Regions from separate parts of the Homo sapiens genome. Here region 2 is linked to region 1. Evidence: chromatin loops called from intact Hi-C (ENCODE). Cell type or tissue: Caco-2. All regions are shown on one strand. Each heading gives the region's core, and the rest is flanking DNA. Links, peaks and the distances in the headings are about the cores only. Region 1 overlaps FARP1 (FERM, ARH/RhoGEF and pleckstrin domain protein 1). Region 2 overlaps FARP1 (FERM, ARH/RhoGEF and pleckstrin domain protein 1).

What was found. Hi-C counts contacts between places; a loop is a spot of excess contacts. Peaks named below come from ENCODE experiments on the same cell type or tissue, not always from the same donor. Only the 100,000 strongest peaks of a DNase experiment are listed, where the experiment ranks them.
Region 2: it touches region 1 in a loop (8-fold over the local background); 1 of 110 quality-filtered maps calls a loop at or near these places.

The regions. Positions count from the first base shown.
Region 1 is chr13:98,411,005-98,422,587 of GRCh38, forward strand. It overlaps FARP1 (FERM, ARH/RhoGEF and pleckstrin domain protein 1), which reads left to right. Exons shown (of 27, transcript NM_005766.4): 16 at 897-1,030. Among named protein-coding and RNA genes, the nearest start is that of FARP1-AS1, 19 kb to the right of the region's middle. In Caco-2, for the core only: no CTCF peak of the experiment used is centred there; a DNase peak (open chromatin) is centred at 5,507.
Region 2 is chr13:98,314,014-98,325,596 of GRCh38, forward strand. The region is part of intron 2 of FARP1 (FERM, ARH/RhoGEF and pleckstrin domain protein 1); the gene reads left to right. Among named protein-coding and RNA genes, the nearest start is that of MIR3170, 110 kb to the left of the region's middle. RefSeq lists an enhancer at 1,740-2,382. In Caco-2, for the core only: no CTCF peak of the experiment used is centred there; a DNase peak (open chromatin) is centred at 6,798.

The DNA.
Region 1 (11,583 bases), core at 3,467-8,466:
ACATTTTTGATAATGATGATTTTCAAGTGCAAAAGAAGGAAGTTCCTAAGGCAGAGAAAATTAAAATTAAACATTTTACCATCTGTGTGCACCAGTCCAGAACATGTCGTGTTTTGCCCATTGCCAAGTATAACTGCTGATTTTTGTTCACGGGAGACCTCGGAGGTGAACAGGAGATTCATTTTATCTTTGATAATAAATTGAGCCTTGTCCGCAAAATCTGCCAGAAGACCGCCTTTTATTATTTTAATCAGTCCTGCTCAGTCTTGAAAACAAATTCAGGGCATTGCAGATGTCTTCCTGACCCCTGGATTCTGGGAAAGCACAAGCCAATTGGGAGGGAAATTGGGATCACTGAGTTTCTGATCCTCTGGGCTGTGGATTGTGTTAGGCCCTTGACAGGTGCTCGCTAAGCGTTGTGAACCCAGCTCACCTCAGCGACAGGAGTGACTTTGTGTGAAGGCTGTGGCTTTATTCCCAGGTTTGGCCACCTTCATGCCCAGTGTTTTAACAAAGGAACAGAGATGGAAGTTCTTAAAGGAATGAAGCACAGAATATTCAGTGGTCATAAATTAGTGGTTATCCAGTGAATCGGCCAGAATGGAGGTTTTGATTCGAGTAGTTCCCCATTTAAGAGATTTCTCCTGGCTTTAACAGTCAATGGGTAGCAAACTGCAGAAAGCAGTAATATACAGATGGGTGCTTCTTACCCCGTCTAAGGAAAGAAAGGGGAAGCAGTAAGGCCCGGGCAGCCCCGTGTTCCTGAAATGCCAAGAACCTCGCAGGAAAGCCCTGGCTCCTCCCAGTGCATTTGGCTGCATGTGACTTCTGGAGAAAACTGCAGACACTCGTCATTGATCTTTCCACCCGTAAGTGCATCGTCTTCTTCTTTCCAGTGGTTTCAGAGCACAGTGAGCAAAGAGGACGCCATGCCGGAAGCACTGAAAAGTCTCATATTCCCGAATTTTGAACCTTTGCACAAATTTCATACTAATTTTCTCAAGGAAATTGAGCAACGACTTGCCCTGTGGTGAGTACATTTCTACTTCCCAGCTACGTTCCTCCCTCCGTCTTGCTTGTGTTATTTTTATGTCGTCCCTGGGTAGGCAGCAGGCAGGAACAAAGATGAAAGGCAGGAAACTGGCTTACAACAAGTCAGCCTTCAAATGATTTTCAGTTAAATCCTACATGCGTTCAGATCTCATTTGCAGTTTCTTTCCTCTGGTTTGCAGTTCTTCAAGATGGATTTTTTTCCCTCTCTTATGATGATTATATGATTATCACAAAATAAAGACAGTCGTTACTTCTGGAGGGGCAATAGGGATTATAAAGAGTAGGGGCTTAGGAAGGCTTTGAGGGGTGCTGGTAATATTTTACTGGTGCTTGCTTTAAGTCTTTTATGAAGTACATACATGCCTTGTGCAGTTTTCTGTATTCTATTCCAGTGTTTAAAACATGCTTTGAAAAAGAGATGTATGTGGCGTGTGCATGCGCACACACACACTTTTACCTTATCTTGAATTATCATAAGGATCTGTTTTAATACATGAAATGCCATTTAAACAAAGACATCCAATGAATAATTAAAATAATAGAAATGACCTAAGTGTCCATCAATAGCAGATTGGTTAAAAATTATCTTAAGCCTGTCCATTAAATACCAAATGAAACATTAATGTGAGAGAAGAGGGAGGTACAAAAAACCAGGAAAAGCTTTATGGACTGTCACATGCAGAATCCTCTACACCTTTACCTAAAATAGAAGGTTTTGTAGACAAATCCTATGGCAGTTTTTTAAAGACAATTATATGGAGAGAGACACATGGGGAGTTGATTGTCTACTAAACATGCATTTGAAAAATGCCAGGAGAAAATAGCAAAAAGTTTTTGGCAGAAATAGAACCCGTTATGGGCTGTATCCTCACTACCAGTGAGAATTTGGTTTGGAGTGGCCTCAGGGGCCCTCAGTGACTGTAGGGCCTGAAGGAGCCCTATGTGAGGTTGTCCTGCCTCTGGTGATCCCAGACTGTGGCATTCAAGCGTCGGTTTAACAGCTAAGCAGAGCTGCTTTCTGTGTTGTGAAGCCAATATGCTGGGGCAGCGGGAGTTCTCTGATCTCCCTAAGTGATGTCCGGCTTTGTACATTTTTTATACCTGGAGGATAATTCATGTGCAATTCTCCTTCCCTTGAGAGAGGGAGGTGACAGGCATTACTGAGAGGCCCCAGTGGGGAGAGCACAGCCAGAATTGGAGAAATAATAGGTACAAAGTCAGCCTCGCTGGAAATGGGAAAAATTGAAAATGCCACGTTAGCAAGAGTCTTGGTATTATGAATATAAGAGAAATGTCACTTTTCAAAATTAAAAATAAAAATGTGGGCACAGTGGCTCATGCCTGTAAATCCCAGCACTTTGGGAGGCTGAGGCAGGAGGATCACTTGAGGCCAGGAGTTCGAGAGCAGCCTGGGCAACATAGCAAGACCCCATCTCAACAAAAAAACATTTAATTAGCCAGGCATAGTGATGCAAACATGTGGTCCCAGCTACTGGAGAGGCTGAGGCAGGAGAATCACTTCAACCCAGAAGTTCAGGGCTGCAGTGAGCTATGACTGTGCCACTGCACTCCAGCCTGGGTGACAGAACAAGACCCTGTCTCCAAAATTAAAATTAAAATTCTACCAAATGTAACTTTACCTTCCCCAGGTTGACCTAGAACCTTTCACGTGTGTTCTGCCTGTGTCTCATCATTCATACAAAGTTGAATGATGCTCTCATAATGGGGTCAAAGACCTTACAACTCTGGAGAACCCATTTGGCAGTTTGTTCTCTGGCCAGCGAGACATGTGTTAGTACCGTCTTAGGCAAATCTTCCTGGAGGCTCAGGGCATCTTGAGCTGATGTCACTATAGCAGTCTCAGTGCATGTGGCAGTTGATTTAAATAAGGTTGGAGAGGCCACACACAGGAAATGTCATCAGTTTGCAGTACCCTGAAAGCCCTTCATGGTGGCTTTGGCTGGCTCCCCATTGGAGGGCGCCACCAGAGAGAAATGCAGAGAGCTGTCTAATACGACTCATTTTAGGAGTAAATGCCGTACGCGTGGATCTTCCATGGCCATAAATCTTTACCTTATCTGTGAAAGAGTAGTGAGTTGCTTAAAAAGCAGTTGATATAATTTGATTCCCAGAGGGTTTTCAGTAGAGTATCTTTCTAAGATCCATAATGTAACCCATGTTTTACAGAAAGACATCAGAAGCATGTAAAGTTCTCAAAGCTAGAGAGAAAGCAGATAGTCAACAAGCAGCTCCATCAGTGGGACCTGCAGTAGCCTTTCAACAATAGACCTAAACCAAATACACGACACTGGTCAGGGATCATTGGAAGGGGCTGCAGTGAAGTTAAGCTAATCAATTACTCAAGAACATGATGAGGAGGACCTGGTGTGGCAGGAATTCCAAGGGAAAAAGGCTGAGTGTGAATGAGTTTAGTATGAGCCATAGACCAACACAGAGAGAAACCAGTGTCTCTCTAGATCTGCACCTCTCAGCATCGGCTCCTCGTTGAAGTTACCTCAAGCAGCCTGATATAACCCAGCCCTGTTATATCAGAGTCTCTGAGGGGTAGAACCAATGCATTCGTAGGTTCTAAACTTCCCAGGTGATTCCAAAGTGTAGCCAAGGTCAAGAACATTTGCCCTAAAATGCCTCATTAAAAAGAGCCCAGAGCCTAGAAAAGGATGGCTCCTTCAAAATTCAAGGTTCGGCACTCCTGCAGAGCACTACACCACACTCGGCTTTCACGTGTCAAATGGGATGAGAATGCATTCCATTAAAACAAAATGACTGGATGAGAAGAGACTTTCCAAAGCATGATGGCTCCCATCAGGTACCTGCAGTCTGGTCCTGTGGGAAAGGGCATACGCATCTTCTTAGTGGAACCAGAGGACAAAATTGAAACAATGGAGTGAATTTCCAAAGAAGCACAATGTCTGAACACAGAAAAGGATTTCTGAAGCCTAAGTGCAGCGTGGCAGTGAGAGTCTGCCTTGTGAGGTCAGGAGCTCCTTCATCTCAGGGGTGCTCCAGCAGAAACTGACTGTTCATGTCCAGACAGGATTTGTCTGTGGAGCAAAACCCCAAACCTGGCGGTGCCTCAGGGTCACTGGGCTTGGGAACTGGAGGGGGCTTTGAAAAAGGCAGATTGCCAGGCCCTATCCAGTTCTCTTGAATCAGAGCTTTATTAAGAGTGAGACTCAGGAATCTGTGTGTTTTAAGTACTTCTTGGGGTGATCGTGATGAATACCTTTTCTGCAACAACCGACCCTGCAGTGCCTCTGACAGTGCTAACAGTCTATGATTCCTTGGTTTGCATGCCATAGACTGGTTATAACTCTTGTTTCTTTAGTCTACAAGCAATGCATGAAGGAATATATTAATGAATGAATGAGTGAATGAATGAATGAATGAGTAGGTGAGTGTGTGCGTGGCAGGCTTTGCCCATGGGGGACTTGCACTCTCAAAGGAGGAGGCAGGCACATAGGGCACAGAGAGCCGTGTCCTCTCACAGGTGTGGGTGTCACATCCAGGGTGGTCATGGAGCGTTGCTGCCAGTTCTGTCCCTGAGGACACACATGTACCATCATTGCCTATACAGAACAGGCAACCCTTGGGCTAAATCTGTTCAGTGAGAAGAATGGATCACAGGGAAGATTATTAAGAAAGGATTCACCCTGGCTACTGACTGACAGACTGCGCATGTGTGTGTTCAGTGCATGTATGTGTACCCATGCCTTTCCTCACGTTGCCGTGATACGGAAGCGCAGGTTGGCTCCTGTCGATTGGGATGGGTAAGATCCGAATTCGAGGTCACACCCCCGCCATGGGGCTGTCTTCAGCTGTAGGTGTGGGCCTCGTTGAACCGCATTTCCTCCTGGGTGAAATGTGGATGGCATCTCCCATGCAGGGTGTTACGCAAATGGCACAGTGTCTGGAAGGGGCTTAGTATACTGCGCTGCGCAGAGAAAGCGGGGAAGCTGATCATTTTTTAAAAATTAACTTTTTATTTGGAAATAATTCCAGAGAAAAGTTGCCAAGACAATAGTGTTTCTGTATGGTCTGCACCCATCCTCTTCCCGTTAACATCTTATGTCACCATAGGAGAGTCGGCAAAACTAAGAAAACAACGTTGGTATGTTACATTAACTAAAGTCCAGATTTTATTCCATGGTAATATTTTCAATGATTATCATTAATGGAAAGAGATCTAAAGTATAATATGCAGCAAAAGTTCCCCAGAATTTGGTATATAAGTGATCTAGTGAGTGTGACCTTCCCTTCGCAGTCCTGCATGAGACTGCAATATACTTCCATCAACAGTGGGGAAATTACAGGGCAGAGAAAGTCTCAGGAAGTTTTCCGGAATGATTAGGCTGAAGCTCAGTTCAGCAAACACACCTGCCCCTATCCAAATGTCACCTTCTCCTGAGTAAACACACCTGAGAAGGAGATGGACGCCCAAGGCCTGCTTCTTGCTGGCAAAGCCACATTACCTGCTTTCTTCAAAAACAAGGAAACTGGTTTGGTGAGTTCTAATAACTTCAGGAGTTCTTTTCCTTGTGAAAGCAAGAACAGTTTACTCAGCTGTTCAAATGAGTTCAGAGAAAGCCACTTAACAACCTTTGGCGTGCAGTCAGGACTCCCAAATGCCAGCCCTGAGGTGACTGGCAGAGGCTGAGTGCAAGGTGGCCAGCTGGGTTCCCCGAGACAGGTGGAAGGCCTGCTTTGCTACAGAGTGCCTTGGTAGATTCTGCAGGGTACAAAACTCCACTTACGAGCCAGCTGGGAGCTGGGAGACAGCAAGCAGTCAGTCGTACAAAGAGGCCCTCGGAATTGGCTATGGGGTGCACGCAGTTTTCATGGAGGATCAGCTGCATGTTTTAGGAGAAACTTTGGCCAGAGTCACGTGGAAAGCATGCGGGAGACTGGCTGGGAGGACCAGACTGACTGAATGTCGAGATATCACTGAGCAGCCAAGGCTCTGTGAGACAGTGAGGAAGGAGAGGGGAGGCCACCTAGAGTTTTGAACACAGTCAGCTCAGAGGATGGTCATGAAAATGGGAGGGAAGTCAAAGAAGCCAGGAAGAAAGAAGCATACAAGTACGATAAGGGAAGATGAGCTTGCTTTGGGAATGATAATTTTGAGGGCCCTGTGATAAAGTGCTCCAAACAGTTGGAAATGTGGGTCCCAGGCTTTGGAAAGAAATGAGGCAGAAAGGTGTAGGTTTGGAAGTTATCCACAAGAAGAATCAGATCTTCAAGGAAGAGAACATTAAGAGGAAAAGAGAGCTGAGGGCAGAATCTTCTCGACTATACCTTTATGGCAGCTTGCTTTCCATAAACGTAGATCATGGCAGCATAAAAACCAGCAAAGGAAACAGAGGCCACCAGAGGTTTGAAAAAAAAAAAAAAAAAAAAAAAAAAAAAGAACACATGGGGGTGGAGGGTCCAGAAGATAGCCGGTCTTGGAGAATGGCAGCCAGGAGGGCAAGGATGGTTTGAGGAAGGTAGTTCCTGGTGTACAGGAGCAGACTCCGGGCAGGAGGAAGTCCTGCAGGGGTAAGAGATGTGAGAAGGGTGTCCTGAGGGATTGGAGATCCCTCCAGGGCAGAGAGGGGGCTCTTTCAGGGATGGGACACTCTCACAGCTGCTGTCAGGAGTTTCACAGAGGGAGCAGCATTGTGTTGCCGTGATGCTAGGTGGCTGAAATGGAGATGACTAAGGTCAGAAAATTGTTTTGCTGCCCAGAAAAATGGAGCATCTTTATAGAAGCACCAGTGAGCCATCATAGAATAAAAATGAATTAAATACTTTTCTCATCATTCTACTAGCTCTCTGAAGCTTCAAGTGTTTGTGCTAGGTATCATTAAAAGAAAAATCAGTGTTCATAGCAGCTTTATCCACAGTAGCCAAAAGGAAGAGGTAACCCAAATGTCCATTGACATGAGTGGCTAAACAAAATGTGTGATCGAATATCCTTTTATTTATTTATGTTTTTATTAGTTTTTTAGAGACAAAGTCTCGCTCTGTTGCCCAGGCTGGAATGCAGTGGTATGATCATAGATAACTTCAGCCTTGAACTTCTGGCTTCAAGCAATCCTCCCACCTCAGCTTTTCAAGGTGCTAGGATTATGGGCATGAGCCATCACACTTGGCCTTGTTTCCTTTTTAAGCATGAGTAAAATTACATGTTTATTTGTTTGTTTTGTTTTGTTTTGTTTTTTGTTTTTTTTTTGAGATGGAGTTTCCCTCTGTCACCCAGGATAGAATGCAGCAGTGTGATCTTGGCTCACTGCAACCTCCGTCTCCCAGGTTCAAGCAATTCTCCTGCCTCAGCCTCCCCAGTAGCTGGGATTACAGGCGTGCATCACCACACCTGGCTAATTTTTGTATTTTTAGTAGAGAAGGGGTTTCGTCATGTTGGCCAGGCTGGTCTTGAACTCCTGACCTCAAGTGATCCACCCGCCTTGGCCTCCCAGTGTTGGGATTACAGGCGTTGAGCTTCCACGCCTGGCTAGATTCCATGTTCTTGAGCATAGCTTTGAGCTAGTTTTTCTTGGATTTTCTGCCTTAGTCGTGACTATATAGCTCACAGTGCTTTGAGAGCAAGCTGTTTCCCTGAGACGAGTGAAACCGTTTTGCCAATTGCCAGAATTGCAGGTGGGTTTCTACTAGAAGACACTTGAGAGAAAGCCCTCTCCGGGTCACTAGACGAGTCTGACACAGCTCTTCTCTTCTACTGTATTTTAATATGTGCCCTGTTGATAACAGGAATGATACCGGGGCTCACCTGGATGCTATCAAACCTGCCTGTGACCGGGTTGTCACTTTGGATCCTCTTATTCAATTCGACCTGGTGGTAAACCTCAGGAAGGCAAGAAAGAAGCTATAGCTTTGAGCAACCTAAGAGTGTAATTGACAGACTTGAGGGTGGCTGAGAATGGGAGGGCTTCTGTCTTCTGTGTTTCCCGCAGCTGCCAAAGGCGCGGCGTTCCCGGCCCATTGAAGATGCCTCTCGCACAAATGTCATCTTGACAAGTGGGCATGTGAATTAATGCTAAGACCAATGGGACTTTAATGAAAAATCCACATATATCACATGTGGCTGATACATATGTCATACACAATATGTTAGGTCAGGCACAGTGGCTCACGCCTATAATCCCAGCACTTTGGGAGGCCGAGGTGGGTGGATCACCTGAGGTCAGGAGTTCAAGACCAGCCTTGCCAACATGGTGAAACCCCATCTCTACTAAAAATAGAAAAATTAGTTGGGCATGGTGGCAGGCACCTATAATCCCAGCTACTCGGGAGGCAGAGGCAGGAGAATCACTTGAACCCAGGAGGCAGAGGTTGCAGTGAGCCAAGATTGCACCACTGCACTCCAGCCTGGGTGACAGACGAGACTCTGTCTCCAAAAAAAAATACACACACACACACACACACACACACACACACACTCTGTTACTCTGGCTAATTTGTTTGCTTTTGGAACCCAGCCACCCTCCCCACCCGATATATTAATGTAGGATCCGTCTGTTCCCACTTACTCATTTCACACTATGCTTTTCACTTACATAGACACACAAACATACATAATTTCATACTTTTTTCCATTTAGAATCATAGAGACTGCAGGGAATAGTGAGGACAATGATGTGGTATTGGTGTTGCAAGTGAAGACTAAGAGGCTTCAAAAAAAGATCTATTTTCGGGGTGGAGCAAGCATCTAGAGATAGAGCAGGGGGACAAAAATGAACCCTCAAGCTCCAAGCTGCACCGCTGGCATGTGTGCTCTGAGGAGATGGCTCTTCATGTTGTGGCAAGGAGAGAAGGGGAGAGCTGGGTGATGAGTAAACACACTTGGGTTTACATTGGGCCCATGGGGTATGCAGTGTGCCAGTCACTGCCCTCTTTCATGGTTAAGGAATCTCCCGGGGCACTTCACCACAGCCTGGCCAAATGTTACTGCCTTCCAGAAAACACGCCCTCTCAGAGGGAGCCCGCACCCTAGGGCTCGTGATGCTTTAGAGGACAGTTGGGAGATTTTATTGCCACCAAGGTCACCAGCACACTGTGAACTGTTTATCTGATGTTCTAAATGGGCTTTATGTTGACCCTGAGGTTGGGATGGTGAATAGGAGGGCAAAGTATTGATTTATCCTGGCTGGCTTTGCCCCTGCCTGCGACGACAGCCCACAAAAGTGTTTCCTGGCAGTTGGAGACAAAACTCGTCATACAGGCTGTCCTTCTGCCTCCTCTTAGGGGGGTGATGGGCAGAATACTCACAGTCCACCCTTGGAGGCAACCTTGCTGTTGGTCAGCCGCCCACCCACAGTTGGTCATTTTCATGTCCTTTACTTCTTCCCTGTCCTCAGTCTGCTGCTGAATGACTGACCAGCTCACGTTGTGGTGAACGAAGTTTTGATACGAGGTCAGGAAGACTTGAAAATTCATGACGTGTGTGGGTGTGTGTTGCGTCCTTTGCTGAGGTGATGTGTAGTTGCTCCTGGGAGTAAGTTAATCACATTGCACAGGTCAGAATTGAGCAACCAGGCAGCTTCTTAGCAGACTTTACATGGTTTTCCTAAGTGAAATTGTCAAAAGAATTTTCATCTTGGTTGCTGTGTGGTAATTACCCAGGCAATAAATATGTGGCCCTGCCTTGCAGACAAGGACCCCTTTCTTGTGAGGTTAACATCCAGAGGACGTGGTGGAAGAGTTATAATTACTTTTTCATGTTCTTGATAATACAGTGACCTTTTAGCCGTTCATAATAGAAGGAACACTTTGGCTTTATACATTTGGAGGCAGTGACATGTAGAGGAAATAAAACCATGAGGATGTTTCTAGATGGGCAGCAGGAATTTGGATTTTGTCCCCGGTCCCTGGGGCTGTGTCCTGTGTATTTGGACCCAAGCAGGGCTGGGACTTGCTATGTGAGCTGGGGTGGGGACAGGATGGGACGAGAAAGACAGATGTGCTTGTGTTTGCAGTGACTTTAGAGGCCTCCAGCCTGTACTCACCACATCGCGTAGAGCTGACCCTCTTTACAATTAGGGATTTGCATCTTCCAACTGCACAGAGGTCTGATGGTGCCAACCCAGAGCCTTCTCTACCATGAACGATGCTGGGGACTTAGAGAGATACGGATGTGGGAAGGAAGGTTCTTTTGACTTTGAAGCTTTAACATCAGTAGATAATAAATAGTTGGCAAAAGAATAGAGAAAGTGAAATAGATGACATTTGGCTTCCATCTCATTCCCCACCGCCCTCGCCCAGCGTCCTCTTCCCAGCCCTTCATTTTCTCTTGGGTAGGGGTGTGTCTATGAGAGAGAGGATATTGCTTGTTACTGATGGAAGCCAGAATCCTCCCCATTTCTTCTCCCGCAATCCAGACTCTCACTAGAATATCTAAATGATGTCCTCTGAACTTAAGTCCTTTATTTCTGTATGTTCTCAAATGGCAGATCCATTCAAAAAATTCTGGAGCCAATTATTTAAGTTCCAGATAACAAGGCCAGGCAATGTGGCTCATACCTATAATCCCAGCACTTTGAGAGACTGAGGCAGATGGATCGCTTGAGTCCAGGAATTCAAGGCCAGCTTTGACAAAATAGTGAGACCCCATCTTTACAAAAACAAACAAATTAGCTGGGATGATGGTGCACACCTCTAGTGGCTACTCAGGAGGCTGAGGCAGGAAGATTGCTTGAGACCAGGAGTTGGAGGCTGCAGTGAGCTATGATGATACCACCACACTCCACCCTGGGTGACAAAGCAAGACCCCATATCTTTAAAAAAAAAAAATTTTTTTTAAGAAAATGGAGGAAGAGGATTTGGTGTTGGAAATAAGATCCTAAAATCTGGAACATTTTGTGTTTGAGATAGGAGATATGGGGTCATTCACATGGAGTGCTCTGGATGGTCTAAGAAATGCATTACCTGGGTCAGCCGTGGTTTGGCATCATGAACCGAAACCACGGCAAATAGGAGGGCTTGTATAGGAAGAAGTAGAGGGTGAAAAGAGAGGACAACCAAAGGATTCCCAAAACACACAGATAGCTTGGGAGCAGCCTGAAGGAGGTGGCCACGAGAATTGAAGGGCTGGCCTGAAGATTAATGAGGGAGTCTGGAGAGGAAAGCTTCCCGTAGCAGATGAGCTTGGAGGGCCACGCAGTGGGGCCGACCAGCCCGGAGAGCCCGAATATAGGAGGAGGGGAGGTGGGCTCTGGTGGTTCAGAGGTTAACAGCTATCTTCCCAGAACCTTTTCAGGGGAGCAGTGGGGAGAGATTCGTTTAATTAGCAGAGGAGCGGTGCCAATTAAAGCAGCTAAGAGAACGCAGAGGACTGAGGATGCTGTGTTGGTGGAAGAGAATGGACCAGGTTGAAGACCACCAGCACACAGGGCAGCAACGAAGACCCAGGAAGGAGCTTGGGGAGCCTGGGGGTGCTCTCTTTTCTTTGATTTTAGAGAAGCTTTAATTACCTAAAAGGTTTGGGTGCCCTCAGTCTTTCCTGTGATGTAA
Region 2 (11,583 bases), core at 3,828-8,827, 97 kb before region 1:
TACAGGTCCCTCTTGTGTAACACGGATTGAGCTGGGTCCAAGCTCAGGCATGTAGGGAGAAGAACGTGTGTGCGGATGGGTACAGGTGCAGGCAGGGAGGCTTGGGGTTGAACACTAGATCTTACGTCAGTGTTTGACATGGAGCCAGTGTTATAAGTCACATTCTTCTTGGTGAGAAAGTGAAAGTAGCAAACATTTTCCTGAGATCCTACTATATACCTGGCATTCTGCTGGTTAGCAACATTTATTATATTTTATGTCTTTTTTTTTTTTTTTTTTTTTTTTGAGATGGAGTCTTGCTTTGTCGCCAGGCTGGAGTGCACTGGCGCAATCTCGGCTCACTGCAACCTCCGTCTCCCGGGTTCAAGCGATTCTCCTGCCTCAGCCTCCCGAGTAGCTGGGACTACAGGCGTGTGCCACCATGCCCAGCTAATTTTTGTATTTTTAGTAGAGACAGGGTTTCACCATGTTGGCCAGGATGGTCTCGATCTCTTGACCTCATGATCTGCCCGCCTCGGCCTCCCAAAGTGCTGGGATTACAGGCATGAGCCACCGTGCCCAGCCTATGTCATCTTGTTATTCATTTTATAATTTCAAGACGGCTCAAAAAAGAAAGAGGTGGGGAAATGTTTGTGGTGGAATCCTGGGTAGTTTGACATGACAGCAGAATTTGCTTAAAGCAAATTAAATGAAATCAGCCAGGCCCTGCAAATTGCTGTCTCCTTTTTGAGGCAATTAGACCCCACGAATAACCCAGCTCTTGTGGTCCTGCGGGACGCATTTCCCAGAGCACCTCTAGGGAAATAGGATGAGCCAATTAAGGAAGAGAGGGGCAGACCGATTGTCCTTATTGTATGTATGTATTGTTGGGAGGAGCTTTGTGTTTGCTTGGGACTCGGATTGAAGATAGCAGATGGTTCAAAGACTTGGAGTGGAGAAGGTTGGAAAAACACCAGGACCCTGTGTGGGCGAGAGAGAAGCTAAAACACCCAGAGCTGGGAGGCCAAGTCATGGATGGCCAACAGGACAGCGCTCCCAGGGCTCCTTAAATGGCTCTTTGGGCCTTCTCAGATGGTTACACAATAACAATCGACTGTGAGTTAAAGATGAAATTTTGTTCATTTGTTTGTTTTTTAAAACAGGGTCTTGCCCTGTCACTCAGGGTGGAGTGCTGTGGTGTGATTCTGGCTCACTGCAGCCACAGTACACCTCAGCCTCCTGAGTAGCTGGGACCACAGGCACATACCACCATGCCCAGCTGTTTAACGTTTTTGCTGAGACAGAGATCTCACTATATTGCCCAAGCTGTCTCGAACTCCTGGGCTCAAGCAATGCCCCGCCTCTGCCTCCCAAAGTGCTGGGATTACAGGTATGAGCACCCCTCCCAGACAAGGATGAAGTGTTTTATGCGAAGATGGTCCATTAAACCAGCTGATGTGTTATGATCAAGCACTTATCTAAATTTTCCTGAACTTTACAACTCAAGTTACTTGTGCCCGTTTGTCTCCACTCCTAAAGGAGTTTCAGGAGATAGATGTGAGAACAGGTGGCCTTTCATGAAAGTGCCATGTGCAGTAGGAAAAACCAGGCTGTGTCTGGGAAGGCTGAGGAGTGCAGCAGTGGGTGGAGACGGCCGTGCTTAGGAGCTCACATCTGCTCGCTCTTCCTTCCTTCGCCTCGTGGTGTCCTGGAAAACAAAAGATGCAGAGGAGACTGTGAATGCTTGAGTCACTGCAGTGAGGAGACTTCAGAATTCACTGGTGGTTTTCTGAGTCCCAGCCCAGCAGTAAGAGCAGTCGGGCAGTAAGAAATTTCTTGCCAATTTCGCTTCCAAAGGTGAGTTACAATTGTGATCCTCAAATAAAATAGCTCCTAGAACTTCACATTTTTCAGCGTCTTATTGTCATTGATAATCTTCAGTGGTTTCAGATGTTCAGGCCTCTCCCTCCTATGGACAGTATCACCAGTGCCTTCCAACAGTGACACTGAAGTGCGGCTTATGTCATGGACCCGGGGAATGCGGAGGAATCTGTCACATGAGACGGTTTCGGCTGGAGTATGTCAACCCTCATGGTTGCTGTTGAATTTGTTTGTGAACATTTGACTGCAGGCTGCTCTCATTCAGTGTGTGTCAACCCTTGTCTCAGGAAGGTGCTGAGCTATTTTTAACAGTAGAGTGAAGAGCTACCGCCTTGGCTCGAACCAGCTGTCCCCTACTCTCAGATGTGGACTCCCTAAAAAAGTCATAACACCATTAACAAGCAAAACCCCTAGCCAACAGGGGGTTCCTGTTGGCAGTCAGGCACTGCTGGAAGTTGTTTCCTTGTGAAAAACTATTTAATCTCCATGAGAATCCTGCTAGGTAGTTCTTGGATCATCCCAAATTTTGTAGATGTGGAAACAAAGGCATAGAGAGGTTAAAGAACTTGTTCCAGGTCACACAGCCCATGCGTGGCAGATCCTCTGCAGCTCCTGGTGCACCCTGCAGACACAGGACCCGGAGCCCCCTCCCCATCCAGGTGAGGCCCATTGCCCTGGAGAGCTCAGCCTCCAGCAGCCATGCCTTTGGGGTCCCACCTCTTTCGCCTTGGGGGTCTCCCAAGTCATCTTCATCCTTGCGTTGTAACACAGCTAAAGTTTTTATTTGTAACTAGTGGATGCCAGAACACTGCGTTGCAAGCATGTGTATAGCTTTACCCAGTGATTCCGTCATGGGGAGATTTTGCCGAAATGAGTCTTGTCCCCTTCAGTTGGTTTGAGCAGCCACCGCTGTGATGGAACCAGAGATAACACCAGGCCTGACATTTGAGGGTGTGTGTAGGTAGGTTCTTTGTGAAGAATTAACTCCCGCTCAGAAGCAACCAGTTGGAAAGCAAATAGGGGTGCTTTTCACATCCCACTTTGGTTACACGTTCTCAGTAGGTTAGGAAAGTTTAGGAAGGAACACCTGTGAGGCTGATTCTGAAATCACCCCCAGAATTACAGTTTTTGCAAGTGTAGGGCTTCCTTTTGGAGAACAAGCAGCTCCATGCTCAGCACACAGACACACACAGCCATGTGGAGTGCAGGGCGACTTCTCTCTGCTTCCAGCTGCCACTCCCTATTTCTAGCGTTGCTGCCAAGAAGATGGGTTATTAGTTTGGCCAAAGCTAATCCTAAAGGAAATTGCAGGTACCAGAGAGAGAGAAGGGAGAGCAAGAGAGATTTCAAACATGAAATCTCATTTTTAAAAATTGCATGTGTGGTTTTGTTTGTTTGATTTTAGAGCTGGGGTCTTGCGCTGTCACCCAGGCTGGGGTGCAGTGGTACGATCATAGCTTACTGCAGCCATGAACTCCTGGGCTCAAGGGATCCGCCTGCCTCAGCTTCCTGAGTAGCTGGCACAGCCACTTGCCCACACAACTAGCAAATGAAACCCCATTTTGGGTGGTCTCCTTCCTTGTTTTGAACCGGAGGCATTGACTCCATAAGTATATTTGAAAATGGAAATTTGTCCTGACGACAAAATCCCCTTCCTTATAGTCCAAGACCCTTTCCAGCTGAAAAGGTGATTGGTTGCTATCCACTTGTTATCCAAAGAAGGTAAAGATGGGGTTTGAGTTTTTAATTGATTCCCCTCTGTCTTTTGCTGTAAGTGGCTCCATACCACTTAGGTGGGGCTGTCATAACCACACGTCACTGACTGGATGGCTTAAACAACAGAATTGTATTTGCTCACAGTTCTGGAGGCTGGAAGTCCAAGATCAAGGTGTTGGCCAATTCCAGTCCTGGTGAGGGCTCTCTTCCTGGTTTGCAGAGGGCCGCCTCCTTGTAGTGTCCTTTCATGGCAGAGAGAGAGCAAGCAAACTCTGGTGTCTCCTCCTCCTTTCTTTCTCTCTCTCTCTCCCTCCCTCCTTTCCTTCCTTCCTCTCTCCTTCCTTTCCTTCTTTCCTTCCTCTCTCCTGCGTTTCCTTCCTTCCTTCCTCTCTCCTTCCTCTTCCTCATCCTCCTCCTCCCTCTTCATCTCCTTCTTCCTCCTCCTCCCTCTTCATCTCCTTCCTTCCTTCTCCTCCTCCTTTTTTTTTTTTTTTTTTTTGAAACAGGGTCTTGCTTTGTTACCCAGGCTGGGTGCAGTGGCACAATCATGGCTCACAACAGCCTCAAGCTCAGCTCCCACCTGAGCTTCCCAGGTAGCTGTGACTACAGGCATGCACCACCACACCTGGCTAATTTTTGTATTTTTTTTTGTGGAGATATGGTCTCCCTGTGTTGTTCAGGCTGGTCTCAAACTCCTGAGCTTGCAACCTGCACACATTGGCCTTCCAAAACACTGGGATTTCAGGCATGAGCCACCACTCCCGACTATCTCTTCTTCTAAGAACGTGAATCCTATTGGATCAGGGCGGCATCGTTACGACCTCATTTAACCTTAATTGCTGTATTTCCTTACTTTAACCGTGGCCACACACAGGGTTAGGACTTCGACCTGTAAATTTGGATGGGGCACAGTTTAGTCCATAGCAGTGTCAAAGCTGCCATCTCACTTAATCAGGGAAGATGTGACCAAGGATGAGAGCCACAGGCTGCCCTGAGGCACCCTGGCATCTCCCTGGTAGAAGTGGCCATTGCTTTCCAGGGCTGCCGCACTTTCTCCATTTGACCTTGCATGGCGCCAGGTTGGGAGGGAGAGCTGGTTGCCCAGACTGCCACCACCCCACCCAGCAGTCTGCCTTCTCTTTGATGTCTTTTGCTGTCTGCCCTGTCTCTCTGGAGCTCCTGGCCCCTCCCTCCTGTTGTAGGCAGTAGGCAATGGGGCTGCCCTCACTTGTCTGTGTGCCTGGTGGCGTTTGTATCTTTCTGGAAAGTATGCGTGTTTCATTTATGCATCTGTGTGAAATACAAGACATATATGTCTTCATATGTACCTGTTGCTTCCTTTGGAGCTTAGTTTTTTCTTGTTTTTTTTTTTTTTTTTTTGTTTGTTTGTTTTGACAGGATCTCATTCTGTTGCCCAGGCTAGAGTGCAGTGGCAGGATCTCAGCTCACTGCAGCCTCGGCCCCCTGGGCTAAAGCAGTCCTCCCGCCTCAGCCTCCCAAGTAGCTGGGACCACAAGTGTGCACCACCAGCCCCGTCCAGTTTTTGTTTATTTTTTGTAGAGATGGGGTGTTGCTATGTTGCCCAGGCTGCTCTCAAACTCCTAGGCTCAAGCAGTCGACCACCTGGGACTCTCAAAATGTTGGGATTACAGGTATGAGCCACTATACCTGGCCTGAAACTTTGTTTTTAAATAGTAAAATACTTGGAAGGGAATAATATAATTTATTATAGAAAATAATCAGTTCGTCAGCCAGGTGCAGTGGCTCACGCCTGTAATCCCAGCACTTTGGGAGGCTGAGGCAGGCGGATCACAAGGTCAGGAGATCGAGACCATCCTCGCTAACATGGTGAAACCCCGTCTCTATTAAAAATACAAAAAATTAGCCAGGCGTGGTAGCAGGCACCTGTAGTCCCAGCTACTCTGGCGGCTGAGGCAGGAGAATGGTGTGAACCCGGGAGGCGGAGGTTGCAGTGAGCTGAGATTGCGCCACTGCACTCCAGCCTGGGCAACAGAGCAAGACTCTGTCTCAGAAAAGAATGAGTTCACAGCCTCCATTTATCTCTCTTCTTCCCCTTCATAAATGTATATGAAATATAAACCCACAGTAGAGCATGTGGATTCTTATTTTGTCAGGATCAAATTGTTTTTATTTTCCTCAAATAACTTGGTATAATCTGCCATTCTAGTAGATTTATAGCAAAACCAAGTCCAGTCTTTATCTTTGAAATCTGGATACCTACAGTTGCTGGGGGAAAAAAACAACAGACTTTTTTTTTTCTTGAAAATAAGTTGGAAAAAAAGTTAAAAGTGTGTTTCTGAATTAGGTATTACTTCTTCGGTTATAAATGAAGAACAACCTTGAGGTAACTTAAGCAGAAAAAGGAAATTGATCCTCACATTATGGGGGTGTCTGAAACACCCGGGGTGGAATGTAGCTGAGGATGGTGAGGTTACGTGAGCCAGGCCTGTGTGGTCAGACACCCTGTCTGTTTTCCTCCCGGGCTAGCTCTTCGGTGCCTGCCGTCTTCCCTTCATCTGCAGACCTGCATGCTTAGTGTCTCCAGGCCTCTTGGAAGATGCCCATTCTCATACGTGGGCCTGGAGTCAAGGCTCACAAGGAGAGAGAAAATTATTTTATCAGTTGTAGTTCCAGGTTCCTGAAAAGGTACCTGATCGGCCCAGGTGTGCTCAGGACTCCCTCTGTCCCTGCCCCCTACTCTCCGTACAATCTGGATGTGCGTGTCTTGCTGCCAGGTATTCGTACTATTATAGTTTTACCCAGTTTGCCCGTCACCACTTGGGAATAACACCTGTGCCTGTCCTCACCTATGTGAAGCTGTAGTTTCAAAATCATCTTTGGATGACTAGAATGAACTAGAACCAAGAACAGGTACTCACTTCTCCTTTAACCTCTTTATCCCTAGCAGCAGATAACATAACACCTCATGGAGATACTAAGGTGGTTTCTTAAGTCAGATAAGAATGAACAGATTTAACTTGCTTTTTTGGTATCCATGGACACCTTAGACTGTTAGAAAACTCTCAGGATTTGTTGGAATTTAAATTGTAAACAAAACTGTTTTAAAGCATTTATTCTGAACACCTCCAACAATGGTATCTTCAACAGTGATCTTCAAACTGGATACCATTCTTATCTTCTTTTCCAAAAAGCCTCCCAAAGGTTGGGCCCTGTGGGTTGATATGAGCTGCCAGACGAGATCCGGTTTAGATAGACACAGTTAGACAATTGCTGTTGTTGGCATGTTCAGGATTAGAGCCCTATCTCCTCCGAGTCACTCAGAAGGCCCGGAAATCTAAATGTAAAACTGGAGCTGTTGTTCACTCCCCGAGAGACACCTCCAGTTTGAGAAGGTGCAGGTGACCCTCGCAGGTGCCTTTCAATGTCTGTGACTCACGAACTGGGAGTCTTTGGGTTATGGAAGAAGAACGTGATGGTAACTTGTCATCACCACCTTTGACGTTGTTTGAAGCTATGATGTGTGAGTGTCCCCATGGCTGTTGGTCTTATTCAGCCATTGGATTCAGACAAACCCTCCAGGACTCTTGGTCTTTCCAGAAGAGCTGAGCTGTCACCACTGACCTTGTGGAATGGAGGATCCCACTCTCTCTTTTCGCTTGTATCCCCTGTGACCGAAACTGAGGATCCCATTTGTTTCTGTGGAGTCGTGGAGAAACTCAGCCGGATCATCTCATGGCCAATGAGTTAACTTGTTGAAAGTCTTGAGTCCAGGCTTGACTAAAGCACACTTGAGTTACATATCAAAGCGTGAAGTTAAACCCACGCTTAGACAAATGGTTGTGTCTGAAAAAGGTTCTAAGAATTGAAAACAGCTTCAGGGAAAGGACAAAAATCACCATCTGATTATCCAGGGTTGTGGTATGTCATGCTCTTTAAGTGACAGATAGACTGCTAGATTTATGGCCAAAGTAGCAATACCAGAAGACATTCCAGGGGGATGATGACCTGATGCCATTGCAGAAAAGAAACACTTTAATATGGAGGCAGAGACAGAAGGCTCTGTGACAAATTACCTGTGCGTGCTAAACGGGTGCTTCTTCTGTGAAATCAGTTAAGGGAAGCCTCTTGGCCTCATATGACTTTTGTATTTTAGCTACTTAGTCATTAAAAGAAAACCATAGCTCTTTGAGCATTGTTATTTGGAAATTTTATGGAATAGAAAAATGTTTGATAATATTAATCATCTGAGAGAATTTGATGTCACCACCTTCCAGCCTGGGCTTTGGATTTGAGCAAACTTGAGTTGAAATCTTAGATCTGCCACGTAATAGCTGGGGCAGTTATCAACCTTCCCTGCTCTTCAGTTTCTTCCTCCAGTACTTCCTGGTGGGGTTTCTGTGAGGGTTAAAATGGGTATTGTTTGATTGAAAAGTACCTAGCACAGGGCCAGGAGCGGTGGCTCACGCCTTTAGTCCCAGCACTCTGGAAGGCCGAGGCTGGCGGATCACCTGAGGTCAGGAATTCGAGACCAGCCTGGCCAATGTGGTGAAACCCTGTCTCTACTAAAAATATAAAAATGAGTGGGTCATGGTGGCAGGTGCCTGTAATCCCAGCTACTCCGGAGGCTGAGACAGGAGAATCACTTGAACCTGGGAGGCAGAGGTTGCAGTGAGTGGAGATTGCACCATTGCACTCTAGCTTGGGTGACAAGAGTGAAACTCCGTCTCAAAAACAAACAAACAAAAAAATGTGCCTGGCATAGGACTTAGGAGAGAGTCAGCACCACCTGAAAGGCACTCCAGGAAAAATACTGGCAATGTGAAGGATTGTTAGTGACATGATGCCACTTCCAGGGTGAACACCAGCCTAGCTCCAGCCCAAATCCACATGCTTCTGGGAGCACTGGGATTTGGACTGCAGTTCATCTTGCTTGCAAGAGCCACCATGCTGCACCATCATCCCTCTCACTTGTCAGTGCTCCTTAGCCGTCAGTGCTCCTTAGCCGAGTACAGTTCTGACTGCCATGCGACCAAGACCCGGAGCTTACATGCTCCTTATTGGAAACAGAAGGAAAACTCTTGTGTGATAGGAAGAAGGCACTGAGTAGAGGCTGTTCCCCGGGAATTATCCAAGAATCACAGCTCAGCCGAGGACTTTCTGGTACTGTGCATTTCAGATTTTAAATTTCACGGTTATAATAACCATCTTGCACAAAGGCAGCCGAAACCCAACCAACTGAAAACACGGGCACACACATACCGTATATACCACGCATACATGCATGTCAGCCACACACAGATGATTTGCCTAGAAATTTGTTTCTCCAGACCTTTTGGCAGAATAGCTATTTGTCATGGGAGAGGGAGGAAAATATTTGCATTCGTAATAGGAAGAGTTTATGGTTGTGAATAAGCTCATGTTTGAAAAAACAGTAATATTAGATATATGGTTGCTGGCACTACACAATTGCAGGATGTAATAGTGGCTACTAACATTAAACATTACTTAAAATTACATGCATTATAGAAATGGGGATATTTATCTCATGTTTAATGATCCGTGGTGAAAGGATTTGTTGCTTACAATCCTTAAAATGATCAATATATTATTTTAACACTTTTAAAAGGGAGTTGGTTTTTTGGTTGTGAGTTAGGAGCAGTTGTCATGCACATATTTTATAATAAAATTTTAGATTTGTTGCCACAGTTTCATTAATATATTTAAGCAGGTGTGCCCAGGTAGTGGAATCAGAAAGGCAACTCGATTTTATTTAAAATATGGTTCAAGTGGTCTCTGTAATGAGAAATTCACATGGCTTTTTTTTTTTTTTCTAATGAGTTTCCTGCTGGCTTCGGAGATGTGGTTGTTTACAGTAGAAGTATTTTTTTTTTCCATTTGAGGCTTCCATTATTATTATAAGATCAATAATAAATACACTGAATTTATGTCTGTTAAATATTTTTAGCCTGCTCCTAACACATGAAAATATTACATACCTGTTTTGATCTATTTGTATTCTGTTCCTTCCAAGTTTTTCTATTTTAAAGGAAAATTCTTGAAGGCCACCTTTTAAGGTTTCTCTAATTGGCACATCTCTGGTCATTAACTTTTTACTTTTAAAGGAGAGCAGAAAGACAGATTGTAAAAACAAAAAGTAGATATCTAGTTTATTTTGCTACTTGATAAGAAAAAAATCTCCAATTCTTGCATACTATTTGCAGTTAACTTTATTCAGCCTTTAGAGGAAAATGTCTCTTCCTTTCCAGAATTCAAGCCCCATAATTTTGTCTTCCTGTTGAGTGTCAACAATTTTTTTAAAGCCTATATGAGGAAGCTAACTTCCGAGCAATTAAGTACTCAAGAACCAGAATTGAATTTAGTCATTTTTATATTTATAACTAATACACATTTTGAGTTTCATCACAACTTGAACTATGTCTGAGGAGTTGCACATGAAGGATTTTATTACTTGATTAATATATTAAATGCACTAGGAAAATTTCCTCGTAAAGTTTCATTAAAGAGTTAAGATAGTCCTTTATTTCATGCGTACATTGAAGTTATGTATAATGGTGGCTGTGAAATGTTTTCTAAATTTCAGGTGGCTCTTGATTTTCTTTGTGTTTTCATTTGTGGCTTGGAAAGAAAAACAAAGGTCAAGTTACTCTCATCCTTTATCACCCAGTGTTTCATGAAGGAAGCCTCATTTTCATGAGGAAATCTTGGCGTGTCTACTCCAGCTTGTGTATTTTGGCAGTATGGAAAAGCGAAACACGGTTCCTGCTGCGCCCACTGCTTTTTGTGTAAGATCTATTTTGTATTGGGTAACCTTGGCATTCAGTGTTTTCACATTTAATTCGTAACTGTCTGCAAGTTGTTATGAAGCTGAAATTGATGATCCATCAGTTCAGTCTAAAGAGCGTGTTGGAATCATGATTTGATATTTTCTGGAAAGAGTTTACTTTTTGAAAGGATGCCCTTAGCTCTTTTTCTAATGTCTTCAGAAGAAAAAAAATGGTTTACTATTTTCAGAAAAAAAAGGCGATGTACTCACTGGTCTATTTTCTGTGATCAAAATGTGTTGACCACCTACCCCTGGTGTGTGTTTCTGAGCGTCCTTGGCAGCCTCTGCCTTCACAACCATTCTCTTTTCAAATTCCTCTCCTTTTCCCTTTCCCGTTTGTGCTAGTAAAGACTCTTGGAAGCATCAGGCCCTGATGAGCTGAAGCCCCCATTCCAGGGGTCTTTGGCTGCTGCATTTCTGACTTGAGCCACACAGCGAAGACCTTCTGACCTATGGCTTCTGACCTATTGGCCTTCATGGCCCATGGCTGCCTTCCGAACTATTATTTATGGTGGGCATTGAGGGATTCTGTTTGTTGGCCATGCCTTAATGCTCTGTTTTTTGAGGCCTTAACACAGTAGTTGAAATTTCTTGGCCAAATTGGATAGAGAATGTGAAATAGATACTGTAGAAGCACTTCAGAACACTCTGTCATGAACTATGGGATAATAATGAAGACTTCCCAGACTGACTGGTAAGTAGTCCGTAAGGAAGACTTGTGGAAATAAACCCTGAAAAATATGGTTTATGCATTTGATGTTGGAATAGAAGAAATTATTTTGTTTCTATGTTTCAACAGCCTATCTTTCCATGAGTATTGAAAACAGTGCTTCTATTTTTTACATTATTGGATTCATCTTTACACTCAAGTGATTACTAACTTGGTTAATAAAACTGTTGTGTTTTCCTTTTCTTTTTTTGTCTTTGTCACGGCTCTCTATCTCATATGTTCTGTTTCTGGTACTCTATCATCTGTACGACACTGCTGAAAGTGAAGGCTCCCACCTGACGCCCCAGCTTGCTGATTAAATTTAGGTTAGGCTGATGATTTAAGGAGTAAACCATCTCACCAGCACTGTTCCAGTTCTTCACTGGTGAACCAATGGTAATGTCTGGGTTGAGAGTTACAAACTGAAATCCAGGAGAAATGCTGATCTTCCCTGTCTTGCTAATCTACCTTG